2 separate regions of the Homo sapiens genome follow, and region 1 is linked to region 2. The links are chromatin contacts, found by Hi-C or POLR2A ChIA-PET in ENCODE. All regions are on one chromosome and are shown on one strand. The core of a region is the stretch at or near the end of the contact, and the rest is flanking DNA. Distances in the headings are between cores, read along the strand shown.

Region 1 (6,416 bases), core at 3,021-5,520, 130 kb after region 2:
CACCTGTGAATGTGATGTTATTTTGAAAAAGGATCTTTGCAGATACAGTTTTATTATTTTTTGAGATGGAGTCTTGCTCTGTCACCCACGCTGGAGTGCAGTGGGGCGATCTTGGCTCACTGCAACCCCCGCCTCCTAGATTCAAGCGATTCTTGTGCCTCAGCCTCTCTAGTAGCTGGGATTACAGGCACACGCCACCACGCCCGGCTAATTTTTGTATTTTTAGTAGAGACGGGGTTTCACCAGGTTGGCCAGGCTGGTCTCGAACTCCTGACCTCAGATGATCCACCCGCCTCGGTCTCCCGAAGTGCTGGATTACAGGTGTGAGCCACCATATGCCTGGCCCTTCACAGGGTCTTACGGTCACAGGGTAGGTGATCAGGAAGGGCAGGTGGAGCAGAGGAGCCATGCCTGTGCCTGCCACCTCCTGTCCAATGCCTGCTAGCAATGCCAAGATCGCTAAGCTCAGCCAGCCACCTCCCACTTCCACCTACCCACCCTCCACACCTCTGCAGCGGAAACTTAACAGGGATGGGAGTCCTGGGAGAAAGGCCCCAGCCTAGGCGAGTTGACACAGCAGTGCAAAGCCAGCCCTGCCCAGTTCCCCATCAGCTGGCACTCAAGTTATGGCCTTTTCTCCGTTGCCAGGGTAAGGATGGACCTCTTCTGGGGTCACCATTTATACATGAGGATGATTCCCCTGGGTTTCTTGTTTTGGCCAAACTGTCTAGTGACCCCTGCTGCCTACTTGTTCTTATTTCAATTGTCCCGTTATCAGGGAGGTTTCTTTCTATTTATGGGCTCTTTCTTTTTTTTTTTTTTTTGAGACAGTTTCTCTCTCTTGTCCAGGCTGGAGTGCAATGGTGCAATCTCAGCTCACAGCAACCTCAGGCTCCGAGGTTCAAGCAATTCTCGTGCCTCAGGCTCCCGAGTAGCTGGGATTACCGGCATGTTCCACCATGCCCGGCTAATTTTTGTATTTTTAGTAGAAATGGGGTTTTGCCATGTTGACCAAGCTGGTCTCAAACTCCCGGCCTCAAGTGATCCACCCACTTCAGCCTCCCAAAGTACTGGGATTCCAGGCATGAGCCACCGTGCCCAGCCCAGGCCTTTTTCCTTCTTTCTCTTGAGACAGGGTCTCGCTCAGTCACCTAGATGACTGCAGTGGCACAATGTCGGCTCACTGCAACCTCTGCCTCCTGGGCTTAAGTGATCCTCCCACCTCAGCCTCCTGAGTAGCTGGGACTGCCTGGCTAATTTTTTGTATTTTTGGTAGAGCCGGGGTTTTGCCATGTTGGCCAGGCTGGTCTTGAACTCCTAACCTCAGGTGATCCACCCACTTTGGCCTCCCAAAGTGCTAGGATTACAGGCATGAGCCACTGGGCCCAGCCCTTTTTTTTTCTTTTGAGACAGGGCCTCACTGTTGCCCAGGCTGGAGGGCAGTGGCATGATCATGTCTCATTGCAGCCTCGACCTCCCAGACTCAAGTGATCCTCCGACCTTGGCCTCCCAAGTAAGTAGGACCACAGGTGTGCGTCACCACACCCGCCTAATTTCTTTTATTATTTGTAGAGATGAGATCTCACTATGTTGCCCAGGCTGATCATGAACTCCTGGGCTCAAGCGATCCTACTTCGGCCTCCCAAAGTGCTGGGATTTACAGGCGTGAGCCACTGTGCCTGGCTTACAGGCCTTTTTCTAATTAGCTGGTTTGATATTTTTCTCATTGGGTATTTGTCTTTTTCTCATTCCTACACAATTTTCTTTTTTAAATTAGGGATAATAAACTTATGTGGTAAATGTTTTCCAAATGTACTTTTCCATTTTGTTTAGGCATGATTTTGCTGTAGAGATATATATATTTTTTTGATGGTCTCTCGTTGCCCAGGCTGGAGTGCAGTGGGTGGGATCACAGTCACTGCAGCCTGGAACTTCTAGCTTCAAGTGATCCTCCCACCTCAGCCTCCCAAAGTGCTGGAATTACAGGCATGAGCCACTGCACCTGGCCAAACTGCAACTTTTTTTTTAAAACGGAGTCTTGCTCTGTCACCCAGGCTGGAGTGCAGTGGCGCGATCTTGGCTCACTGCAAGCTCTGCCTCCCGGGTTCACGCCATTCTCCTGCCTCAGCCTCCCGAGTAGCTGGGACTACAGGCGCCTGCCACCACGCCCAGCTAACTTTTTTTTTGTAATTTTAGTAGAGATGGTGTTTCTGTCTCTATTAAGATGAGGAGAGTACATAGAACTTGCCAGTCATTTCAACAAATGTTGTAAATGGACAGAAATCTCTAGTTAAAAGGCAAAAGGTGGCTGGGCACGGTGGTTCATGCCTGTAATCCCAGCACTTTGGGAGGCTGAGGTGGGCAGATCACTTGAGGTCAGGATTTCGAGACCCCCAACTTGGGCAATGTAGTGAAACCCCATCTCCACTAAAAATACAAAAATTAGCCAGGCATGGTGGCACATGCCTGTAATCCCAGCTACTCAGGAGGAGGCTGAGGCAGGAGAATCACTTAAACCTGGGAGGAAGGACGTTGCAGTGAGGCGATCGTGCCACTGCATTCCAACCTGGGCGACAGAGCAAGACTCTGAAAAAAAAAAAAAAAAAAAAAAAAAGCCAAAGAATAAACTTTGTTGGTATTGTAAGCCATATAGTCTGTCCAGACCACTGAATTCCTTTGTTGTAGGCTGAACAGACTACAACAAATGGGTGTGGTATAAACATAGAACCAGTCCAATCTGGTTCAGCTTTGTTAGTAACAAAATGTAACAAAATGATGAGTCGTTTTTCAGTGCAATGGACCCCCAGGGTGCAAGTCACATATCGCTGGAGCATTAACAGATGAACAAAGCATGCCCAATTCATAACCCTTGGGTGGAATGAAAAAGTCAACTACAGGTAGAACCCAAGTACTCGGATCAAGGAATGGGGACTATGCTGGGCGTGGTGACTCATGCCTGTAATCCCAGCACTTTGGGAGGCCCAGGCAGACGGATCACCTGAGGTCAGGAGTTCGAGCCTGGCCAACATGGTGAAACCGTCTCTACTAAAAATACAAAAGAAACTAACGGGGCATGGTGGTGCGCACCTGTAATCCCAGCTACTCAGGAGGCTGAGGCAGGGAGAGTTGCTTGAACCCAGGAAGTAGAGATTGCAGTGAGCTGAGATCCCACCGTCACTGAGATCCAGCCTGGGTGACAGAGCGAGGCTCCATCTCAAAAAAAAAAAAAGGAATGGGGACCAAATTAAAAAGAGAAAGCTGGGTGTGGTGTCTCATGCCCAGGAATTGGAGACTAGCCTGGGCAACATAGTGAGACCCCGTCTACAAAAGATACAAAAATTAGCTGTGTGTTGTAACATACGCCTGTAGTCCCAGCTACTTGGGAGGCTGGGGTGGGAAGATCACTTGAGCTTCCGGAGGTTGAGGCTACAGATAGCTGTGATTTCGCCATTGCACTCTAGCCTGGGCAACAGAGCAAGACCCTGTCTCAAAAAATAAAAGGGGGAGGGCGGTGCCTTGTTTACTGCAGTGTGGACTTGAGCACCAAAAACACATCATCGCCCCTGCACGTGATGCAGTCATATCACCCCCATTGCATTTCCGTATCTCTCCCATGATAACCCTCTGCCTATGAAACCTGCCCCCAAGCTCCAGCTTGAAGAGACAGATTTGAACTTCGCCTACTGTCTCCTTGCCAGTTGACTCTCAAAAAAGCTTTTTAGGCCAGGTGCAGTGGCTCATGCCTGTAATCCCAGCACTTTGGGAGGCCGAGGCAGACGCATCACTTGAGGTCAGGAGTTCAAGATCAGCCTGGCCAACATGGAGAAACCCCATCTCTACTAAAAATACAAAAATTAGCCAGGTGTGCTGGTGCACGTCTTGTAATCCCAGCTACTCTGTGGCAGAAGAATTGCTTGAACCTGGGAGGCAGAGGTTGCAGTAAGCTGAGATCGCACCACTGCACTCCAGCCTGGGCAACAGAGCAAGATTCTGTCTCAAAACAAAATAAAAACAAAAACTGTTGGAAGTTCCTCCCACTGGGCAAACAGTGTCAGGTGGGCGAGTGAAACACAAAGAAGCAACAGCCCATGGTGTGAGGTGTGGGGAGGTGGCACGCGCACCCCGAGGGCTCAGAGGAAGCCTTTTAGCGCTGCCGCCTTGGGGGTTAAAGGAGGCTTCCCAAGGATGCAAAAGGGTGAGCCTTATTAGGGAAGGGGAAGGGTGCTCCTGGAGGAGGGACCGGCAGAGGCAAAGGCCTGGTTTGCTGGAGGAACTGAGAGAAGGGTGACATTGACGCCCCCGCAAAGGGGGAAGAGTGTGGGAGGCAGCTGCCTGGAGGCCTCACTGAGCAGCTGGGACCAAATCCCATGGGGCCCTGGGGGAGGGGAGACGCAGGGGAAGCGGGCTTAAAGTGGACTTGGGAGAGGCCCGCCAGTGGAAGAGGGGTGGGGGTGGGGGTGCCAGGTCCTGGTGGGGCGTGGCCAGAGCTCATTTCTGGGAAGATGTCAGCTCTTCCCAGAGAGAGGCAGTGATGGGGCAGGGCGTGGTGGAGCCCTGCCTGGTATGGTACCTCCTCCAGGTAGCCCTCCTTGCTACCTCTTAGTCCACTGCCTGGACCCTTCCTGACTCCCTCTCTTAAAAGTGTCCTGGCCAGGCATGGTGGCTTACGCCTGTCATCCCAGCACTTTGGGAAGCTGAGGCAGGCGGATCACCAGAAGTCGGGAGTTTGAGAACAGCCTGGCCAACATAGTCACACCCCGTCTCTACTAAAAATACAAAAATTAGGGCCGGATGCAGTGTCTCACTCCTGTCATCCTAGCGCTTTGGGAGGGTGAGGTGGGTGGCTCACCTGAGGTCAGGAGTTCGAGACCAGCCTGACCAACCTGGTTAGCGGGGCGTGGTGGCACACGCCTGTAATCCCAGCTACTCTGGAGCCTGAGGCAGGAGAATCACTTGAACCCGGGAGGCAGAGGTTGCAGTTACCCGAGATCGCGTCACTGCACTCCAGCCTGGGCGACAAAAGCAAAACTCCGTCTCAAAAAAAAAAAAAAAAAATTATTCGGGCGTGGTGGTGGGTGCCTGTAATCCCAGCTACTCGAGAGGATAAGGCAGGAGAATCGCTTGAACCTGGGAGGTGAAGGTTGCAGTGAGCTGAGATGGCCTGGGCAACAAAGTGAGACTGTCTCAAAATAAATAAATAAGGCCGGGCGCAGCGGCTCAACGCCTGTAATCTTAGCACTTTGGGAACACCTGAGGTCAGGAGTTTGAGACCAGCCTGGCCAACATGGTGAAACCCCGTCTCTACTAAAAATACAAAAACTAGCTGGACGTGGTGGCGGGCGCTTGTAATGCCAGCTACTCAGGGGACTGAGGCAGGAGAATCACTTGAACTCGGGAGATGGAGGTTGCAGTGAGCCGAGATCGCACCATTGCACTCCAGGCTGGGGGACAAAAGCGAGACTTCATCTCAAAATAAATAAATAAATAAATAAATAAATAAATAAATAAATAAATAAAGTGTCGTCCTGTCCACCAGCACATCTTCCTGTTGTATTTCCTTTTAATCCATAGCCCTAGCAGACTCTTACTTGTTTATATGTTTATATGTCAATATGTTTATATTGATTCCCCCAACTGTGAGCCCATGAGAGCTGCACCCTCTCCATCTTGGTTGTTTCTGGGTGCCCGCTGCCCAGGACAGGACCCAGTACCTGTACCCACACACCAGGTTCTTGGGAAATGTTGGTTGTGCCCCAGCTTGGCAGCACTGCTGGGTGACCTCGGGAATGTTCCTTAACCTCTCTGGGCTTCTCCTCTTCCCCAGTCTCAGAAATAAGAAAGTTGGCCTGAACCTCCAGGAAGAGCAGGGAGCCTTGGGCTGTTTTGGCAACTGGACCCCTGAGTTTTCTTCCCTGGCCTGTTCGGCCCCAGGCACTCCAGACAGGCCTGACCTATGTCATCCTGTCCTCCCCACCCCCTACAGCATCCTTTGGGATCTGGGCCCAGGGCAGGTGTGAGCTGTGGTACCAGCACACCCATGTCAAGTCCTGCCTCTGACGTGTGTTTGCTGTGTGACTTCCAAGAGTAGCTTGCTTTCTCTGAGCTCTGTTTCCCCTGGCCCAGGCTTGGGAGTGGAGTGTCTGGGGGAGTGTGGATGCAGTTCAGACCTCACCTGACAGGTGTGGATAGTACCAGGGCCAGGGCCCCCAAGAAGCTCCCAGGCTGGAGGGGGAGGGGGCAATGCCTAACATAACATCCCAGTCCTGGGGGATCAGCACTGGCTTGGAAGGAAAACCAGATGGGTTTTCAGGAGCCTGGGAAGCTAGCTGGAGGGCTTCTTGAAGGAGAGGACCACATAGGAACTAAGAGCTAAAGGTGGGAAGGAAATCTGGGATGCCAGAAGGAGGACTTCCTGG
Region 2 (6,166 bases), core at 3,048-5,547:
TCCCCAGGGTGGCAGAGTTCCGGGAGGCCCCAGGTTGTCCCCATCTGCAAAATCGACAGCACATGGGGTAGGGGTAGGGGACAGAAAGGCTCTGAGATCCCAGCCGAGAGAGGTCCCAAGGATTTCTAGTTGGGTGTTTAGTTTTTTGCATCTCTGATGGGGGCATGGTGAGGTCTCAGGCTCTGGGGCCTGAGAGAGGAATTGGGGGTGTGGACAGGCACCTCCTCATTTTATGCAAATCATTCGAGGACAGACTGGTAAGAGTGAACAGATCCTTCTTTCTTCAGGACACCCTCTTTACTTCCCCCGACACTCCCTGCCTTGGTCTCTGCATTTATCTTTCTCTGTATATTTCCACCTCTATGTCTCTCTCCATCTCTGTCTCTCTCCGTCCTCATCGGGGCGTGATCTCACCCTCTGTCTCTGTGTTTTCTACTCTATTCCTCTTGGTCAGGGGACTTTGACTCTGAGGCATCCCTCAATGTCACCCCTTTAACCCTTGCCCTGCCACAGGCCAACCTTCTTGTGCTGTTTCCCCGATTCATGGAAATGTGGGGCCAGCTCCTTGCATAAAGCGAGGTCCAGGGTTCAGAACCCTGGAGGTGTCATCCAAGGCCGGGCTCTGTGTCCACTTGCTGGGTGGCGTTGAGGAAAGCCCTGCTCCTCTCTGGGCTTTGTTCTGCCAATACAGGAACTTCCTGATTTCAAAAGGCTTTCAGCCCCCTGGACTCCTTGTCTTTTCTCTGTCCGTGTCTCAGCCATGTCCACTCTCTGTCCCATGTGTCAGGCTCAGACACCTCCTATGTGCCCAGGTCCGTGTGGAAGGGGAAGGTTGGTACGGACAGACATGGACAGACATGCATGCGGATGTGTATTCTCACACTGACCCTGCCCCAATACATAATTCCACTAGGCGTAGACTCCCTGTCACCCACTTGTGCCCAGCCTGTGCTAGGTAAAGTTGGGGGTCCTGAGAGTCCTCAGACCCCAGTCTGGGAGAAACAGAGCTGGACAGAGAAACCCCCAGTCCCATGGCATCAGGCTGGACTGGAGGAGAGACGGTGGCTGGGAAAGTCCTGAGGGGAAGGAAGGAGGGTTTTCTCCAAGAGGGGTTTCCGTGATGGGTTTTGAAGGACGAATAGGAGTTCTCTGGGGGAAAGAAAAGAGGGTGGAAATTGCAAAAACAGTTCTAGCCTGGGAGTCAGGAAAACTCATTCAACAAATATTCCCTGAAGAAGCTTGTTTCCTTCACATGCCTGGGCCATTGCTGGGGAACCCTAAACACACACACACACACACGGAGGTCTTGAACAGAAAGACTCCTAAGGAATCTTTTGGGAAATAACTTGGCTCTCTCAGGCAGCTCGACTTCCCCATTTCTTTCCAGCCATCCAAAAATCTTCCAGATCACCCTCACCCCAGGTCACAGATCACTTCCCCTTTGGGCTCTATGGGTTACAACCCTGAATCATCCATCCACCCGACCCCTACCCTCAGCCATGTCATGGTTCGAAATTCACATCTGCTCCTCAGTCCATATAACAGTCACATAAGCTTATCCCTGGCTACAACTTCCCAACCCTGTATGAGAATTTGCATTTTAACCTTTGGTTCAGAACCTCCAGTTACCTGCACCTGTCTGAATTTAAGGGACATGCAACATCTCCAAGCAAATTAGAAAGTGGCGCCACTTCTTCCAGACACTTGGGCCATTCACATGTCGGGAAACCAACGTCACAAACATACAACACTCAATATCTAGGATTTGCACGTGGCCTTCTTAGCAATGCCAAACCCTTGGGCACTGTGCAACTGGGACAACTGTACTCAGCAGCCCTAGAGCTCATCTAAGGGCAGGATTTTTTTTTTTTTTTGGTGGGGTAGAGGGGAGGGAATGGAGTATTGTTCTGTTGCCCAGGCTGGAGTGCAGTTGTGTGATCACGACTCACTACAACCTCTGCCTCCAGGGTTCAAACAATTCTCCCGCCTCAGTCTCCTGAGTAGCTGGGACTACAGGCATGCACCACTGCACCCAGCTAATTTTTGTATTTTTAGCAGAGATGGGGTTTCGCCATGTTGGCCAGGCTGGTCTCAAACTCCTGACCTTAAGTGATCTGCCAGCCTCGGTCTCCCCAAATGCTGGGATTATAGTCATGTCCCCACAGCTATAGGTGTCTTTTCAACACAGCCTTCAGAATCTTTCCAAGAATCCATTTCAGTGTCCCCAAAGCACCTCCACCTCTCCTCACTGGTTTTAGTCTTCACAAAACAGCTTTTGCAGGCTGGAATCCAGTCTCTCCCCAACTTAAAACAGCTCCTGGAGCTCCCCAACTGTCTTAGAATAAAAGTAAAACTCCTCAGGACTGCGTACGAGGCCCTGCCTGGTCTGATGCTTCTGCAGATCTCCCCAACCCCAAGGCTCCTCACGATCCCCCTTGCTGGCTCAGCTCCAGCCGTGCCACCCTTCTCGTTGTTTCAACAGTTCTTCTCTCCTGGCCTTCGCACGTGCTGTTCCCCAGGCCTGGAGCTCTTTTCTCTCTAGTAAGTGGTTCCCTCTCATTCTTCACCTCGGAAAGCCTCCCCATCTGATGTTCTATCCTCCAGAAACCCAGCTACTCAGCTCACCCCGTTTTCATTTCTCCCTAGCACAGCAAAATCTTGTCCTTCCCAATCCAGCAGAAAAAGGCGTGCCATACACACATGTGGAAAAGCAGATCCCAGAGCAAGTGTAGTCCACGCTGAACTTTCCCCTAAGGTCCTATGTGCACCAGGTAACTCCAGCCAGGTCACTGTAACTTTGCTCATTGGAGAAAGAGCTTCCAGCTGGCAAGAGGGCCATCTGAGGTATCCTGTGGCTTGGGTGTTTGAATCAATGAATAGGCTCTTGGAGACTAAGCTCTCACTGTGTCACTGTGTTTGTGTTTCTCTCTCTCTCATTCTCTTTCTCTCATTCTCTTTCTCCCCCCTAGAGTTTCTGGTCTCCTTCTGTTCTTTCCTATTTGGAAAATTCTGGAAAAGGAAGAAGGGATGGAGAAACCTGGGACCAGGGGATCCCAAATTCTCTTTTGTGGTGGGAGGCCCTCATGGCATCCCCCATGGAGATCCCAGGAGAAAGGGCTGAGGGCAAAGGTCCTGCTTGGCAGCCGGAGAAGGAAAGGCGAAGTAGGGGTCTTGGCCTGGAATTCCCACCCCTTGGAGGAGGCCGAGGGGGAATTAGCAGCAATAGGGAGCTGTGTCAGGTCATCCCGATCTCAGCCCACCCTTCCATGGGGCACACAGGCCTAAGGGAGGGGCACAGAGGGTATGGCACCTGGAACCTTGGCCAAGTCTCAAGCAGCTCTTTAAGCCTCAGTTTTGCCATCTGTCAAATGGGTGTGTTGAACTCTATGATATGAGGACTGGGTTTGTTGGGGGAGAGGGAGAGGCAAACTCCCAAAGGGAAGTAGGGGCAGCGTGGGGAACCAGAGCCGTCCCCTCGGCCCCCAGGGTTTGGGCGCCCAAGGGCGCATGTGCTTTTGAAATCCCATCCTCCCCCCTCCCCCCATTTATTTTTTGCACAAATATCTAAAGGGACTCCGGTATTCCGGGGCCCTCCAACCAGCATCCTGGTCCCTCCAGTCCCCAGGCCACCTAGAGGGGCGCTCCAGAGAGCCCTACCCCTTGCCCAGGGCCCCCCCTCGAGGGAGCTGAGATTTCCATACTTGGCAATTGGTCTGGGGTCCCAGGGGTCTGGGTCCCATCTTATGGCTTTTCCAGGGGACATGAGGTGGTGCCTCCCGGTACCAGAGCCCCGGGATGTGGCCTCCTCCATAGGGACGAGGTTTCCCCCATCCCAGCTCAAAATGCCCCCTAGGTGCTGGGGGCGTGGCCTCAAGTTGGGGATGTGGCTCCTTCCTTCGTCGCGCCCTTGGGCGTGGCCTCCCGAGAGGGCGGGGCATCCTCCATTCCTAATTCCCCAAAAGGGAAAGCTGAGTCAAGGGCGTAGGCGCAGCCCACCCTTGGCGTGGAGCCCCCCGAGCCCCGCCCCTGGGGAGGTCCCACCAAGGCGCAAGCCCCGTCCCTCCCCGCCCAGCGCCCTCCGCGCAGGCGCAGTGCCGCTCGGCCGACCGCCCGCGCTAAGGCGCAGGCGCGGCACCGCCCTCCTCGGCGGAGCGCGTGTCCGACTTGAGCTTCACGAACTCCTTGGCCACCTCGTCGTTGCTGCGCTGCGAGAGGATTCGCAGCACCGTGAGGCCCGTGTCGTCCATGTGGATGCGGCGGCCGAGCGGCAGCCAGCAGGCGGCGCTCCCGCGCTGGGCCAGCTCACGCAGCTGCAGCACGGCCAGCCCCACCGTGCGGTCCTCGCGCGCGAAGCAGTAGTCCTTGACGCACACCTGCAGCTCATAGCACTCGGGACCCGCGTCGGCGCTCAGCGTGCTGCGTGGGGAGGGGCGGAACGTGAGACAGGCCACACCTACTGTGATGCCCCGCCCACGGCCCCGTCCCCACCGCATTTGCGGGCCACGCCCACACCGGGGTGCCCACACCTGTCACCTCCCACGCTACGCTAGCCCCGCCCCTGCCCCGTTACTTGACCTACAACCCTGTGCTTGGCCGCGCCCACAGCAGCTGACCCCGAGCTGGGCCACGCCCACGCCTGTTCTTCCCATTTTTCCACCCACCGAAAAATGACCGCATAGTTTTACATCCAGCTCCCGCCCCTCAGACACCGCCCTGCAAGGCCATGCTCCCACCCTGAGATACCCGCGCCTGTGCCCTCTGCCGGCTGAACTGCTGCCCGCACGGCCCTGCCCCTAATGTCCCACCCAGAAGCTCTTTAACCAGGCTCTCCTCTAGACCCACGACGTGGCCCTTTCCCCAGCCCCCCACACCCCCAGCCCACCCCTCTTACTTCCAAGATGCCCTCCAGACATGAGCCTGCCCTGGTGCCTCACCATGGGTGACACCGCCTCCCGCATGCCCCTCACCTGTGCTCCTGCCCCTAAGCAGTCCCAGTGACCTGCCCTGACGCCAGCTGGATAAGAGCCCCTCCTACAGGGTCACGCCCAGCTTCTCCCTCTTGTCCACCTCCCAGGTTGTACCTCTATCCCTGAAGTACTCCGGCCCACCCTGGCTGACATCTGACCTCCCACTAGACCATGCTTCTCCTCCTGAGTATCCCCTAAAGGGGCCAATCGCCCCAAAACCTTCTGACCAAGAGCCCTGTGCTGACACGACATGGAACTGGCTTCAATCTTGTCCCATAAGAGCTCCCAGGCCCCCTAGATAATACCAGCTAACCAGCTCTGATTTACCCTTACCCCTGTGCATTTTTATTTATTTTTATTTATTTTTATTTTTTGAGTGGGCATCTCCCTCTGTCACCCAGGCTGGAGTGCAGTGGCACAATCGCGGCTCACTGCAACCTCTGTCTCCCGGGTTCAAACGATTCTTCTGCCTCAGCCTCCCTAGTAGCTGGGATTACAGGCATGCACCACCACACCGGGCTGATTTTTTGTGTTTTTAGTACAGATGGGGGTGGCGGGGGGGGGGGTCTCACCATGTTGGCCACGCTGGTCTCGAACTCCTAACCTCAGGTGATCCACTGCCTTGGCCTCCCAAAGTGTTGGAATTACAAGCGTCAGCCACCGCGCCTGGCCCATAGTTTTTTGTTTTTTTAAAGACAGGGTCTCGCTATGTCGGTCACCCAGGCTGGAGTGCAGTGGCACAATCATAGCTCATTGCAGCCTTAAACTCCTGAGCTCAAGCGATCTTCCTGCCCCAGCCTCCCAGGTAGCTGGGACTACTTTCTTCTGCACTTCTGTCTCCTAAGAACATCCAACAACATTGCCCTGCCCCAGTGCTCTGTGAGGCTGACACTCGACCCAAGGATCTACCCCGGATGACCCCAACTCTACCCTTGCTAACCACCACCATCCATCTACCCCCGTGAACAGACTTTTTTTTTTTTTTTTTTTTTGAGGCAGAGTCTTGCTCTGTCGCCCAGGCTGGAGTGCCGTGGTACAATCATGGCTCACTGCAACCTGTGCCTCCTGGGTTCAAGCGATTCTCGTACCCCTCACCCTCTGGAGTAGCTGGGATTACAAGCGCCTGCCACCACACCCGGCTAATTTCTGTATTTTTTATTTTTTTGAGTCTCACTCTGTAGCCCAGGCTGGACTGCAGT

What was found. Hi-C counts contacts between places; a loop is a spot of excess contacts on that map. ChIA-PET counts read pairs that join two places held with the same protein, here RNA polymerase II (POLR2A). Pooled maps may share reads with other maps.
Region 1: a map of heart right ventricle shows a loop between it and region 2 (2.0-fold over the local background). The contact joins two enhancer-like sites. A Hi-C loop is called at or near these places in 1 of 168 maps with a recorded cell type or tissue (heart right ventricle) and 8 of 50 pooled maps. POLR2A ChIA-PET finds 5 or more read pairs at or near these places in 3 of 52 experiments (GM12878, HEK293T and T-cell).

The regions. Positions count from the first base shown.
Region 1 is chr19:17,735,106-17,741,521 of GRCh38, forward strand. The region is part of intron 3 of FCHO1-AS1 (FCHO1 antisense RNA 1); the gene reads right to left. Among named protein-coding and RNA genes, the nearest start is that of FCHO1-AS1, 13 kb to the right of the region's middle. RefSeq lists an enhancer at 3,758-4,258. Within about 2 kb of position 4,271, at least 5 of the 41 ENCODE cell types and tissues checked have a DNase peak (open chromatin) inside an H3K27ac peak, as active enhancers do; they include GM12878, where a contact is called at or near this core.
Region 2 is chr19:17,601,939-17,608,104 of GRCh38, forward strand. It overlaps UNC13A (unc-13 homolog A), which reads right to left. Exons shown (of 44, transcript NM_001080421.3): 44 at 1-4,416. The coding sequence ends at 4,116. Among named protein-coding and RNA genes, the nearest start is that of COLGALT1, 49 kb to the left of the region's middle. RefSeq lists enhancers at 2,979-3,883, 3,884-4,788 and silencers at 3,873-4,132, 4,503-4,722. Within about 2 kb of position 4,298, at least 21 of the 41 ENCODE cell types and tissues checked have a DNase peak (open chromatin) inside an H3K27ac peak, as active enhancers do; they include GM12878, where a contact is called at or near this core.